Linked DNA regions of Homo sapiens: region 2 is linked to region 1. The links are chromatin contacts, found by Hi-C or POLR2A ChIA-PET in ENCODE. All regions are on one chromosome and are shown on one strand. The core of a region is the stretch at or near the end of the contact, and the rest is flanking DNA. Distances in the headings are between cores, read along the strand shown. Region 1 holds the start of MARCHF4 (membrane associated ring-CH-type finger 4). Region 2 holds the start of MARCHF4-AS1 (MARCHF4 antisense RNA 1).

The links. A loop is a pair of places that touch in the nucleus more often than their neighbours do. ChIA-PET counts read pairs that join two places held with the same protein, here RNA polymerase II (POLR2A). Pooled maps may share reads with other maps.
Region 2: POLR2A ChIA-PET joins it to region 1 with 15 read pairs in BJ. The contact joins the promoter of MARCHF4-AS1 here to the promoter of MARCHF4 in region 1. A Hi-C loop is called at or near these places in 4 of 168 maps with a recorded cell type or tissue (PC-3, PC-9, chondrocyte and 1 more) and 2 of 50 pooled maps. POLR2A ChIA-PET finds 5 or more read pairs at or near these places in 5 of 52 experiments (A549, AG04449, BJ and 2 more).

The regions. Positions count from the first base shown.
Region 1 is chr2:216,369,787-216,376,575 of GRCh38, reverse strand. It overlaps MARCHF4 (membrane associated ring-CH-type finger 4), which reads left to right and starts at 4,093. Exons shown (of 4, transcript NM_020814.3): 1 at 4,093-6,789. The coding sequence starts at 6,316.
Region 2 is chr2:216,299,099-216,305,887 of GRCh38, reverse strand. It overlaps MARCHF4-AS1 (MARCHF4 antisense RNA 1), which reads right to left and starts at 2,580. Exons shown (of 3, transcript XR_001739877.2): 1 at 2,229-2,580. All of the region lies in intron 1 of MARCHF4 (membrane associated ring-CH-type finger 4), which reads left to right.

The sequences.
Region 1 (6,789 bases), core at 2,844-5,343:
CTATTAACCATAATTCTACACCTATTCTTGAGGCGCTATATGTTTGAAGAAAGTCAAATGTGATATAGTAGAAAGCAAATTGTATTGAGGATTAGAAGAGGAGGTATGTGAGTTCTGGCCTCTATCTGACACTTACTTTGCAATGAGATCTTAGTCATAGAGCTGTCCAATTTTTCTAAACCTCTTTTTTTAAAGGGTCTGTAAAATCTCCTCTAGCCTGGGTTACTGTCTGTCTCGGTAAAGAAGAAATAATAACAACTAACATGGAGTCCCTTTAGAGCTCTCTGTTGGAGAAACAAGTACAATGGTCTCCATAATGCATCTCTTCTGAATCTCTGGGTCTTCTAATATTTCTCCCTGAAGACCATTTTTTGGTGCCTTTCATTCCTCTATTCCTCTTCTAATTCTTATGACCTCAGCATCCCTGTATGTAATGAAATATATCTGAAAACAACCTCGTTTAAAAGAATAAATCTATTAAGGAGCTGAGAACTTTCTGGCGTGAAATGAAAAATATTGATTGCTTCCCACCTGTTAGCAATGAAATCCCATCCAGTTAATTAACCTGCTCAGAGATAAAGTTTATTTTTGCCCTTCACTTTCAGCTCCAAATCTTTAAAACCATTAAAACAAGTACCTGGTCAATGAATAAATCTTCTCCCAGAGCGACATCCAGGGTCTTCTGGAATCTGGCTCCAGCCTACCTTTCTGACATTTCCTCTAGCTACTTACCTTTGAGTACCTTCCACCACAGCCTAATGGAAAAGCTAAAGTATTCAGCGCTCCCACTGCCAGGAATATGCCTCCCTCCTCTAAATTCCACATATTTTAACTCAGTTCAAATGTCACTTCTTGAAAAAGGCTTTCAAAGCTTTCCCAGAGCTGTGGCAACTATCTCCACCTCCCCCCTCTTCCCACCTCTCCTAATTGCTGCCAAGCTGTAAGCATTATCTCCCTATTTTGAACACTCCCCAAACTTTGTATGCTTTTGTAACACTTACTATTTTATGCTTTATATTATGACTACATACATATTTATAGTACTAGACCCTTGAGGATGCAATTCCAACCAGTTTGTGCTCCCCACATCTTTCAACACAATTCAATGCCTTACCGATGATGGGTGTTCAGTAAATATTTTTTGAATGTCTAAATAGGAACCCATTGATTTAATATGGTCTTTATGGTTGTTTTTACTCTGGAACTCATTAGACAATAATGGGGATTTTACTTTTGGGCTCATGATTAGGCAGTTAGTAAGAAGAATCTAACTCAGTGAAGTGTTTTACAAGATTTACATTATATTCAAAACAGGCCTCTTAGGCTTCTCAATCTTTTTTTTTTTTTTTTTTTTTTTTGAGACGGAGTCTCACTCTGTCACCCAGGCTGGAGTACAGTGGTGCAATCTCAGCTCATTGCAACCTGCACCTCCCTGGTTCAAGCAATTCCCCTGCCTCAGCCTCCTGAGTAGCTGGGATTACAGGTGCACACCACCATGCCTGGCTAATTTTTAATATTTTTAGTAGAGACGGGGTTTCACCATGTTGGCCAGGCCAGTCTCGATCTCCTGACCTCTGGCAATCCACCTGCCTAGGCCTCCCAAAGTGCTGGGATTACAGGTGTTAGCCACCACGCCCGGCCACTTCTCAATCTTTCTAAAGGCAGTCCTGTTGTTGCTTCCTGTCCTTAGCAGTTCTCTGTTTCTAGAAATCTTTTCACTTTCAGTGGAAGGGTTGGGAAAGGCAGTCTTGTTATGGACATCATCCCTTTCTTTCTTTCTTTCTTTCTTTCTTTCTTTCTTTCTTTCTTTCTTTCTCTTTCTTTTCCTCTTTCTTTTTTTTTTTTTTTTTTTTGACAGAGTTTCCCTCTTGTTGCCCAGGCTGGAGTGCAATGGTGCAATGTTGGCTCACGGCAACCTCCACCTCCCAGGTTCAAGCGATTCTTCTACCTCAGCCTCCCGAGTAGCTGGGATTACAGGCATGTGCCACCACACCTGGCTAATTTTGTATTTTTAGTAGAGACGGGGTTTCTCCATGTTAGTCAGGGTGGTCTTCAACTCCCAACCTCAGATGATCCACCCGCCTCAGCCTCCCAAAGTGTTGGGATTACAGGCATGAGCCACCATGCCTGGCCGGACATCATCCATTTCTATGACTCTGGATATAGGTCTCATATGGCATTTCTATCTCCTGCCCTAATTTACTTGCACAACACACTTGGAGCTAGAATTTAATGAGCACAAAACCCTAAAACTCAATTTTAGGTAAAGCAGATATTCAGTCATATGTGGGAGCACTCACATGTATGTGTCCAGGCTGAAGGGGAGAAATATGGTAGCTTCACTGAAATAAAAAAGCCACTTATTTATTCAGAGTCCATTTTCTTGAACACCTACTTAACTTCAGGTGCTGCATTATGTGCTGGTGATACAAATATAGATACTGATCCCAGCCTTAAAGAAGCTCTGAGTCAGACAAAGGGAGATGAATGTATGGTGAGATAATTATTATATAGACTATGATTTCTGCAATACCAGAAACAGATACAGAGTGATGTGGAACACAAAATATTTTCTTGAAGAACAAATAGAATTTTTGAAATAAAGAGGTTTTTTGTTGCTGCACAGTATTTGTGCTGATATTAATCAATAAATATTATTTTGTAGTTATTAAAAATATTAGTATCATCTTTAAATGAGCACCTTGGGCTGGGTCTCAGCATCCATGGTGAGTCCTGGGGCATGATTCAGACAAGTAGCCATGCTGGGTTAACCAAGACTGAGATGTAGGTCCTTTCTCCTTAGAGCTTGTAGGAATGAATCATTTCATAGAGATGGCAGCAAAGGGGTAGTTTTCTTATGACTCATTGGACTGAACTTCGTTCCAATGATATTTTGCTGCAGAAATTTTGCATGCTACTCTGTCTATGGCTCCAATATTTGTAAAGGCATTACCATGGCTGTTTGGATGAATCACTGGCATATCTTCTCTATGGCCCTAGAGGGGTGTGTGTGTGTGTGTGTGTGTGTGTGTGAGAGAGAGAGAGAGAGAGAGAGAGCGGGGTGGGGGAGAGAGGTTTATAAGGAAAGGCAAAAAAAGCAATCCTAAGTTTTCAGTGACCAAAGTCTACAGCTGCAAACACTGAGGTTTTATATAGACCACTTTAAGTTTCCTTCTTTTTCTTGCTCTTCACATTTAGGGGCACTTTGCTGCTCAAGAAACTCCTTGAGAAAAATAGGGTAGGGTGACATGAGTCAGTAGCAGAAATAGGAGAGGAAATTAAAATCCATTTCAAATTACCTCTTGTCAGCGGCTCAGTGAAAGGCTTGAATAGGGAGGAGGCTGGGGATGTTGGTGAAGACGAAGCTGAAATATTGCTCTGGATTCTTATGACTCACAATTGAAAGAGCACTGTGACTTATAGTAATGATGACTGTGGTGATGGTGGCCACAAGCCATTCAACAAATATGCATTGAACATTTACTAGATGCCATCTCTGACTTAGGCACACGGGATCAAATGAATTAAAAAAATTATCTCTGTCAATTGGAGCTTAAATTCTAGGCGAAGAAGCTGACAAAAAAATGGTACTAGCAACCTCCTCCCTGTTTGAAAATTTGAAGCATTTCCTTCTCATGTCTCAAGCCTCAATGAAACATTTCCTTCTCATGTCTCATGTCTCAAGCATTTCCTTAGTCATGAGGAATTTAATCTCCATCAAGTCCCAGCTTCATTGTGGAAGTCACAAAACTTTATCTCCTCGAAAGCTTGCAGACTGAGATCTACTTTAAATGTTTATGTGAACAGAGAAACGGTCTCTGGTTGACAGGTGTCTGTGTCTTGTATGTGCAATGAGAGGAGCTGTGATAGTGGACAGTGGGCAGAGAGTCTACAACCAGACCTTCCACACCGACACGTTCCTGCTGAGGTGAAATGCAAGAGTTAGTGCCTGAATCGCTCCCCTCCCTCCCCGTGGCCTTTCTCCTTCTTTCTTTTACTCTTCACTTCGCTCCCTCCTCCTTCCCTTCCTAAATCCCTCCCTCTCCTGGTTACCTCCCTTTCCCTTGGTCCCTCCCCATCCCCTTCCCTCGCACAGTTCTCTCCTCCTCTTGCTCCCTCTCCCTCCAGCTTCTTTTCCTCTCATCCCCTTTCCCTCCTCCATCCCTCCGCGGCGTCTGCGTCAGGCCCCCACGAGCGTGACGCGCGGGGTCTGGGTGGGAGCTGTCCACTCGCCCGGGGTGCTGAATGCAGCAGCGGCGGCCGCGGCGCCGGCGGCGGAGATAGCCGAGAGCCTCCCTCGCTGCAAGAACCTTGTTTCCAGTTCTCGGACGGTCAGCTCGCCGCCCCGCCACCTCCCTTCCAGCACCACCCCTTTGGGAATCGAGCCAGTGGGGGCAGCGGCGGGTGCTGAGCAACGGCGGAAGACGAGACAACACCTGGCAGCAGCCTGGAATCTGATTTGCTTCCTCTCGGCTTTTATAAGAGATATATTTATATACGGTTTTGGGGAGTCGCGAGGACCAAGCTGGAGCCAAGTGCCGGCTGCCTCCCACCTCGGCCACACTGCTTCGCTCCCCCCTCCCCACCTTCAGCTGGCACCGCAAACAAGCCTTACCTCGTTGCATCTGCGAGGAGAGGTAGCAACAGCGAGCCTAGCCAGCCAGAGGCGGTGGAGAGGAGGAAGGGGCGGGGTGGGGGGGCAGAGAGCGGGCCGAGGCCGCCCTTGGTGGGGGTAGCGGGGGCAGAGCTGCCGAGCAGACCCGGCAGCCGCCCTCCTCCGCCCCCACCCTCCAGAAGCACTCTTGCCTGAGAACCGAATTATTCCACTAGTATTATTTCATTTTTTATTACTCCCCCTCCTCACTCCCCAGCCGCCCCCACCCCCACGCCGGCCTCGCCTCTGGTTGCATGGCAGCGCTGCCCGGGCGCGGGGGCTCAGGGCTGGCCCCCAGGGAAGGGGGAGGAGGAGGAGGATCATGAAGGCCGGAGTCGCGACCGCGCCGGACGGCGGGCAGCAGCCAGAGGACGAGCCGGAGCAGCCCCCGCCCCGGAGACACCCGGACGCCGAGCAGCAGTCGCCTCCGCCGCCGCAGCAGCAGCTGCGGGCGCGGGCCGACCCGGAGCCGGAGGAGGAGGGCGACCGCGACCCAGAGGAGGAAGAGGAGGAGAAGGCGAGGCCACTCGCCCGCCCGGACCTGCCCTTCTCTCGGCTCTTGCCCCTCGACCGAAGGGACCTTTGATGGAACCGAGGGGAGGGCGCCACGGATTTGCCGACTGCAGCAGGGGTGGGCTGGGGGCTGAGATAATGTAACCACTCCTTTCTCCTGTTCTCTCCCACACGCCCCTCTCCTCTACCCCTATTCTCTGCTCCACTGCCCTCTCACCCCGGTACACACACCCTTCCTCTAGCCAGGATCTTCATGCTCAGGAAGGAGGCGCCTCTGCAAGGGTTAAACGATCTTTTCTTTTTCTCCCATCCTTTTTCCTTCCCAAACCTCTATTTTACCTCCCTTCTCCTAATTGGCTTTCCCCTCTTCGGTGTAACCCTTTGGCTGCGGAGGCAAAGCACAAGCCCCTAGCCCAGTTTCACCTGCAACACCCCTCCCCCACCCAACTGCTCTCTTAAAAGCAACTCTGGTGCTTCTGGGGGTTAATTGCCCCAGTTTTCTGCCCAGGAGAATTAAAACTTCTCCCAATCTTCTCTCCTCCCCTACCTTGACTCCCCCAACCCCTACCACCTGAGAAAAACGATCTTTTCTCTCTCACACATGCAGTCCTCAATTCTTCATTGAGCTAGTTTTCTCTAAGCCCAGCTCAATCCACTCCAGATTTGATTTACAATTGTCCCCACCCTTTTATATAAAAGAAAGATTTCTCACTGCGTAGGAATTTGAGAAGAACCCAATAATCCTTTCCTGGGGAACTTTTAAACAATTCGACATTGATTTAAACAATTCGACAGAGGCTCTAGTGGCCCCTCCACCACGCTTCTTCAATCCCTCTGCTCCTACCAGTGTCCTCAGGTCAAAAGCAGAAAGGAGACACACTGAACAAAGTTGGAGGTTGGGGTGGGTGTGTGAGGGCAAGAAAAACTTTTTTGTTATTGGGCTTTCCAGGTGGAGTTCAGAACCAGTGACTCACACTTCTCAGTCCTGGGAGCAATTTATTTGCTACTTGGAGGGGTTGTAAGAAAAGCCAGTGAGAAAGCAGACTCCCCCCACAACACAGATCCACTGTGGACCCCCAAAACCTGTCCTGTCCCCCTCTTTTAAGACTCCAGCCACCCCTCTTGGGCTCTCTACTTCCACGGGGCACATGCTGATGCCCCTGTGTGGGCTGCTCTGGTGGTGGTGGTGCTGCTGCTCCGGCTGGTACTGCTATGGATTGTGTGCCCCAGCCCCCCAGATGTTGCGCCACCAGGGTCTCCTCAAGTGCCGCTGCCGCATGCTCTTCAATGACCTGAAGGTTTTCTTACTGCGGCGCCCTCCTCAAGCGCCCCTGCCCATGCACGGCGACCCCCAGCCCCCCGGTTTGGCGGCCAACAACACCCTTCCGGCTCTGGGCGCCGGGGGGTGGGCAGGCTGGAGGGGCCCCCGAGAAGTGGTGGGCAGGGAGCCCCCTCCTGTGCCACCTCCACCCCCCTTGCCACCTTCTTCTGTGGAAGATGACTGGGGTGGCCCAGCCACAGAGCCACCTGCCTCGCTGCTCAGCAGTGCCTCCTCAGATGACTTCTGTAAGGAGAAGACCGAGGATCGCTACTCACTGGGCAGCAGCTTGGACAGTGGTATG
Region 2 (6,789 bases), core at 1,331-3,830, 69 kb after region 1:
CCGTCCTTATGCCTCTTTATGTTTGAGGATTTATGTAATGTCATTCCTCCGACGGGCTGAGTACAGGGAGACGGTTGGCAAGGACAATCAGCCCTTGATTTCTTTTATATGACCAGGATGATGCAAGTTGCTCCATCTCCATATGGGCCTGTGATAAAAACCAGTCTGATTAGTGGAAGGCCAAAAACATGGATTCAGTGCTCTTGGCCATAGAGTCTGAGTCTGTGGGTGTGAACAGGTGCTGGCTTGGCTCAGGCAGTGAGGGCCTGCCCACCCATTCTGCTACTTTGAGTCTTTTGGCAGCTCCTTAGCACCCCAGGCTGGCTCTTTTGTCTCATGTTCTCTTCTTCTCTTCCTCTCTTCCATTCTTCTTGCCTCTGAAATTTTTGTCTTAGCGTTAGAGCCGGAGCAAGAAAGGTGATACTTAAGGTGAATAGGAATAAGGATTTATCCCAGAAGACAGAGGTGGGACAGGTGATGGAGGAAATCGCTGCAAAAGAGCATTCAAACTATAGACCATGACCACATGCACATTCAGACAGACCTGGTACACTTGAACCTTGAACTATACCTTATAACCTTGAACTTATACCCACCTATCTCCTTTCCTGGCTCCACATGCATACCGGACTCACCAATACAGACACACATCACCAGATATCCTGATTATCTTCACATTTTTAATAATGCCTCTTTGCCATGCCTTACACATAGTCCTGCCCTCCTGCAGCTTGTAATCTAATATTTATTCATTTCTCCAGCAAGCATTTGTTGATTGGAACAATTTTTTTTTTAATGCAGTGGGTACCCTTGTGAGGTAGTAAGCTTCCTGTCACTGAGAGGCTAGTGAATGATTAGGAATAGGATGCATGGGATGCTTGCATGCTGAATTGAATGACTTCCATGCAGTCTATGAATGTTTTCTTTTTTTTTTGAGACGGAGTCTCACTGTGTTGCCCAGACTGGAGTACAATGGCGTGATCTCGGCTCACTGCAACCTCCACCTCCTGGGTTCAAGCGATTCTCCTGCCTCAGCCTTCTGAGTAGTTGGGACTACAAACACATGCCACCATGCCTGGATCATTTTTGTATTTTCAGTAGAGATGGGGTTTCTCCATGTTAGCCAGGCTGGTCTCAAACTCCGGACCTCAGGTGATCCGCCCACCTCAGCCTCCCTATGAATGTTTTCTACATTGCCCTAGGGTCTCAGACAGACTTGACTGATGGAGATTTATAGAGCAAAAACAAAAATGGAATAAAAACAAAAATACATTATGTTGGCCTTATATACATTTTAGGAATGATGCATCTCCTATTTGGATGAGAGTGCAAGGAGAATTAGGACAAGAAGAGAAGAGGTGATCAACCTTAGGAGAAATTTTGGCCTGAGGGAAACCATTCAATTTGTCCTCGGTCATTACAAACAGCTTCTCTTTCCTCTATTGAGGGATCTAGGTGTCAGTTTTGCAAGTCTGGCACCTTGATTTAGTGGCCCTTTATCCCTGGGTATTCATATCCTGTGAAGTCATAATTCAAGCCAAGAAAACTAATAAGAAATCAAGATAGAGACCAGAAAGATGATTTATAGCTACAATTGAAGATGCTCCTTTTCAATACCTAGAATACTTATGTCCCCATGTCAAGGAAACTCATTCTAGAATCTATATGTATATATGAGAAGCCAAGTAAAAGTTAAGATGCATGAGGAAGTGAATCAGAAGCTCTTTATACATGATTTGGGGTGAGCAATAGAAATCTACCTTTTTCTACTCTAGGCAGCAAATCTTTCCAGTAACCTGAGTACCCCCATGACATGTCTCACCCTCTGTTGTGGTGCAGACACACAACCCTAAATTTCTCTTTCCAAGTTCCCTGTTTCAGGGTCCTGGGGTGGGTAGGAGGTTTCCAGTAGCTGTTGGTGCCATTTCCAGGTGACCTCTTGACCTGCCCATGAAGTGTGCTGCTCCCTTCCTTTACAAAGAACTCCTGCTTCTATGCCTTTGGCCTACCTCACCTTTAAGCAATTCCTGGAATCTGGTGTTGCTTTTCATCTACAGAACCTTTGTATAATTTATAAAATCTTTAAATATAAAAAACTGTCAGACTAGTAGAGATGATTTATCCAACATCCCATTTAACCAACGAGAAAAACAGCAGCTCACTTGGCAAGAGGAACAGACTTGCTCACTTGGCAGGTGGAGGGGACAGACTGAAAGCCAGGAACTTACCTAACCTTCCTCAGAGCTTGTTCTTCATCCTTTACACCATCAGAGATGCACCCACTTTGGGCATTGCGCTCTCTGCAGCACCAGCATTGGCTTCTGTAACTGCACTCCCAGTCAAGTGGCCCAGCCATACTTCATTTCAGGACCCTGGACATCAGGGAAAAAGCCAGCTCTGTCTCCAACAGCCCTGACCTATTACAGAACCAGAAAGTGTGAGAAAATTTATCCCTTGAAGGGATGAGCTGATTTGTGCAGTCAATTATCTCTTTAAATTGTTATCCTGCCCATTTCCCAAGCACTGATGATCCAGTTAAGAAAGATTAAGCACAGGAGCCTGGGCACCCAAGCATGATCTGAGGACCAGGTGTGGAAGGGAATGAGCTGTTTTCAATAGTGGGAGGCCTGTTCTGCCTTTTAAGGACAATGAACCAATGTCATCTTCCGCAAGCTCTTTTTTCCCAAAGGCCAAGGACTTCTGAGTGCTTTTCTAGGAGATGACGTTCTTGCCATTTTGGAGAGAACACTGTGCATTGTTCACATATTTTCTTCCCTATTTTCATTCCTATGTTCTGAGCTTAAACCAGGATGTTTTATTCCTCAATGAAGAGACAGGAAGTATGAATGGAGAAAGGAGCTGTGAGAGAAGAAATGGAATTGAGGTGTGATTTTGGGGGGATTACAAATTAGGATCCTTTATATCTTTATAAATACATCTTTATAATTACAAAATGCCATTTTCTTTTTTTTTTTTTTTTTTTTTTTTTTGATACAGAGTCTCACCTTGTCACCCAGGCTGGAGTGCAGTGGTGCTATCTTGGCTCACTGCAACCTCCACCTCCCAGGTTCAAGCGATTCTCCTGCCACAGCCTCTCAAGTAACTGTGATTACAGGCACCCACCACCACACCTGGTTAATTTTTGTGTTTTTAGTGGAGACGGGGTTTCATTGTGTTGGCCAGGCTGGTCTTGAACTCCTGACCTCAAGTGATCCGCCCACCTCAGCCTCCCAAAGTGTTGAGATTACAGGAATAAACCACCACACCCGGCCTAAAATTCCATTTTCAATGGTCCTCTTCAATGTATTGCTCACCTTCCTTACTGAGTTTGTGATGAACTTTCAATAAAAATTTGAAAATAGCCAGGCGCAGTGGCTCATGCCTGTAATCCCAGCACTTTGGGAGGCAGAGGCGGGTGGATCACGAGGTCAGGAGATAAATACCATCCTGGCTAACATGGTGAAACCCCGTCTCTACTAAAAATACAAAAAAAAAAAAAAAATTAGATGGGCGTGGTGGCAGGCGCCTGTAGTCCCAGCTACTTGGGAGGCTGAGGCAGGAGAATGGAGTGAACCCAGGAGGCGGAGCTTGCAGTGAGCCGAGATCACACCACTGCACTCCAGCCTGGGTGACAGAGCGAGACTCCGTCTCAAAAAAAAAATTTTTTTTTGAAAATAAATATCAAAATGCACAATAAAAACAAAACTGCTTACTTGTTCTAAGTAATGGTTTATTGCTGTGAGTTTTAAAGTATTAATGAAGTAGAGTTTACTGCAAATTTTGAATTTTTATCAAGCTTCTGTCTCACAAAATAGTTTCCTGAAAGCAATGATTTTGCTTGCGTTTTTTTGTTGTTCTGCTTTGCTTTTTGCCAACAGATTTACTATACCACTAGGTTGACAGAGCTTGGGTGGGTCAATGACTGGTCCCACTTCTCTATGTCACTTCACTAGAAGGAATCACGAAGACATGTTTATTAAGACTCTGCACTATTCTAAGCTCTTTACATCTCATTATTCTTTCCAAAAGCCTTATTAGATCAGCAATACTGTTGCCCTCATTTTAATAATTAGAAAACTAAGGCACCAAGAGGTTAAGTAATTTGTCCAACATTCTCCAAAAACCACATGCATCATTGTACATTTATGCTAAAAAGCTATATTGTCTTGTTTTTCATAGTCTCATCTATTGACCTTCACATGTCATTCTTTTCTATATTTGTGTTCCAGAAATTGCCATGGCAGAAAGGACATACTCATTACCATGAGAACAACTTTTCCCTAAGCATAGTTAGATTAATTTATTTGAGTGAAATAAATTCACATTGCTCTGAAACAACAGTACAGGAATGCTGTGCCATTGCTTCAAACCATACAGATGGACAAATGGCACACACACAGTACACTGGGGAGTTGAGCTTATATTTGGAGACCTCTCTGAAGTCGAAGATTGACAATACAAGTGACAGTAACTATGTGGTGCTTCTCTCATGGAAGTTGGGGGAAGCACAGAGATGAGAAGATTCACAGGCTCCGTGCTCCAGTACTAATCGCCCAAGTGTGAGAAGGTCCTTCACCTAGGCTGGAGTCCAGCCCTGGAATTGGAACTGTGGTGTTGCAGCTGGGAAGGCCCCTGAGCATGGGAGGTTCTTGCTGCCATGCACCTGTTTGAGTCCTTTCCCTTGGAGCTTCCCTAACCTGCTTTGGGGGAGCAGACCAACTCTTCCCTGTACCTCCTACCATGATGCTTTCACAGCCAATTAAAATTCTATTCCATTCTCAGCAAGGGAGCTGGCAGCCTTGGGTCTCCCCAGCAGGATGCGCTGGCTGCAATTAATGTCCCTTCTGGAGCCTGATTAGCTAAGGAGCGGCCAGGATACTTATCCTATCCCCAAAGCCACATTTAAATTAGGAAATGGGGGTTTCTCATTTTATTGCCTCTATTAAGAATCATCAGTTAATGCAAATGTGTTAACTCCTTTCTATTTCATTTGTGGTAGTGGACCCAGATCAGAAAGCCAAGAGGTCATTTCACAACTTGATGGTCCCAGGAACAAAGGGAAGAGATACCCTTTGATTCCTTTAGTCTTCAAATTCCAGACCATTGGAATGAATTGAGGGCACACTTGATTAGGCACAGGCTAGGAGTTGGGGATTCAACAGAAGCCGTGGGAATAATGTTTATTATTATTATCTTCGAGCTTTGTATGTATAAAGTAATGTATAAGAATGATGCATTTAAGGGCCAGGCATGGTGGCTCATGCCTGTAATCCCAATACTTTGCGAGGTCAAGGTGGGTGGATTGCTTGAACCCAGGAGTTAAAGACCAGCCTCAGCAACATAATGAAACCCTTCTCTATAAAATATACAAAAAAATTTAGCTGGGTGTGGTGGCACACATCTGTAGTTCCAGCTACCTGGGAGGCTGAGGTGGGACGATCACTCGAGCCTGGGAGGTCGAGGCTGCAGTGAGCTGTGATCATGCCACTGCACTCTCACCTGGATGACAGAGTAAGTCATATATATATATATATATACATATATATATATCGAGATGGACATATATATATGCACATATATATATGCATTTAAGAAAAAATTCAAATGATGAAAAGGAGGAGAAAAGAAAATTAATAAATATGGCATGTTTATTGTGTAGCAGACATTTTACATACATTATAGCAAAGAATCCCAAAAAAATTCTGCACTTTTATAGATTATAGAGTTAAAGCTCAGAGAGGCTAAGGGAATTGCCCAAGGTCACAAAGTTAATGTGGTAGATTGATTGTACTAATGGCTCTAGATCTTCATGCTTCCCTATAGCCACTTTCTTTGGGTAATGCCTACCCACACTGACTCCGAAGTAAGCCACATGATTTGCTTTGGTCAGCGGGACATTAGCAAACTTGATGCAAATAGAGGCTTGAAAGGTGCTTGTGCATTGAAAAGTGCTTGCCCTCTCCTGCTAGTGGGAACTCTTCTGCCTTCAGGCAAGCAAGCCTGGGCAATTCTACTGGATGATAAGAGACATGAGGCAGAGGACAGTCAACCTATGCTGAATCAGACAGTGTCCAGCCAAGATTAACCAAGTCAGATCAGCAGAACCATTCAGCCAACTTTTAGGCTTGTGAAAAGTAATAAGTAGTTGTTATTTTAAGACACTAATTTTGGAATGCATATGCAGAAGTGAAGTCAGCAGCTGGTGTTAACTGATACAGCTAGTAAATGACGGAGCCAGAAGTTGTCTGATCTGAAAGCCTGTGTGGTGTTCATTCACCATGAAAAGATAGGAAAAGGCTGAAATTGCAGCAGGGAAAATACAGGTTAGATTAAGATATGTTTTTAACCACAAAGTCTTTCAGTCATACAAGAGTCTTATTGGGGAAGAGTGTGGGGTTCCCATATCTAGGTATCTTACAGAGGGTGGTGGTGGGCAGTTATCTGACTGACAAGTTTTAAATGTGGGACCTTTCAGCCCAGGTGTCTTTGCCCTAAAGTTTGCCATCTCAGAGACTGACTATGCTGAGACGCTTGATGAGAATACTCCACGTCATTCCTGTCATCTGTCAGTTCCACGGAGAAGGCAAAACACCCAAGCTAAGATTCTGCAGCCTCCAGCTGGCAAGGCACCCCCTGGTTCTCTTTCATGGCTGAGACCCCCCTCCAAGATTGCCACAGTTGCACTGCTGCTCATTTCTGACTTAGCTATTCCCCAATCCTGCAGCCACATCTCACTCCTTCCCTACAGTGCAAAGAAAGGTAGGGAAAAAAAAAAATCCCAGACTGTCT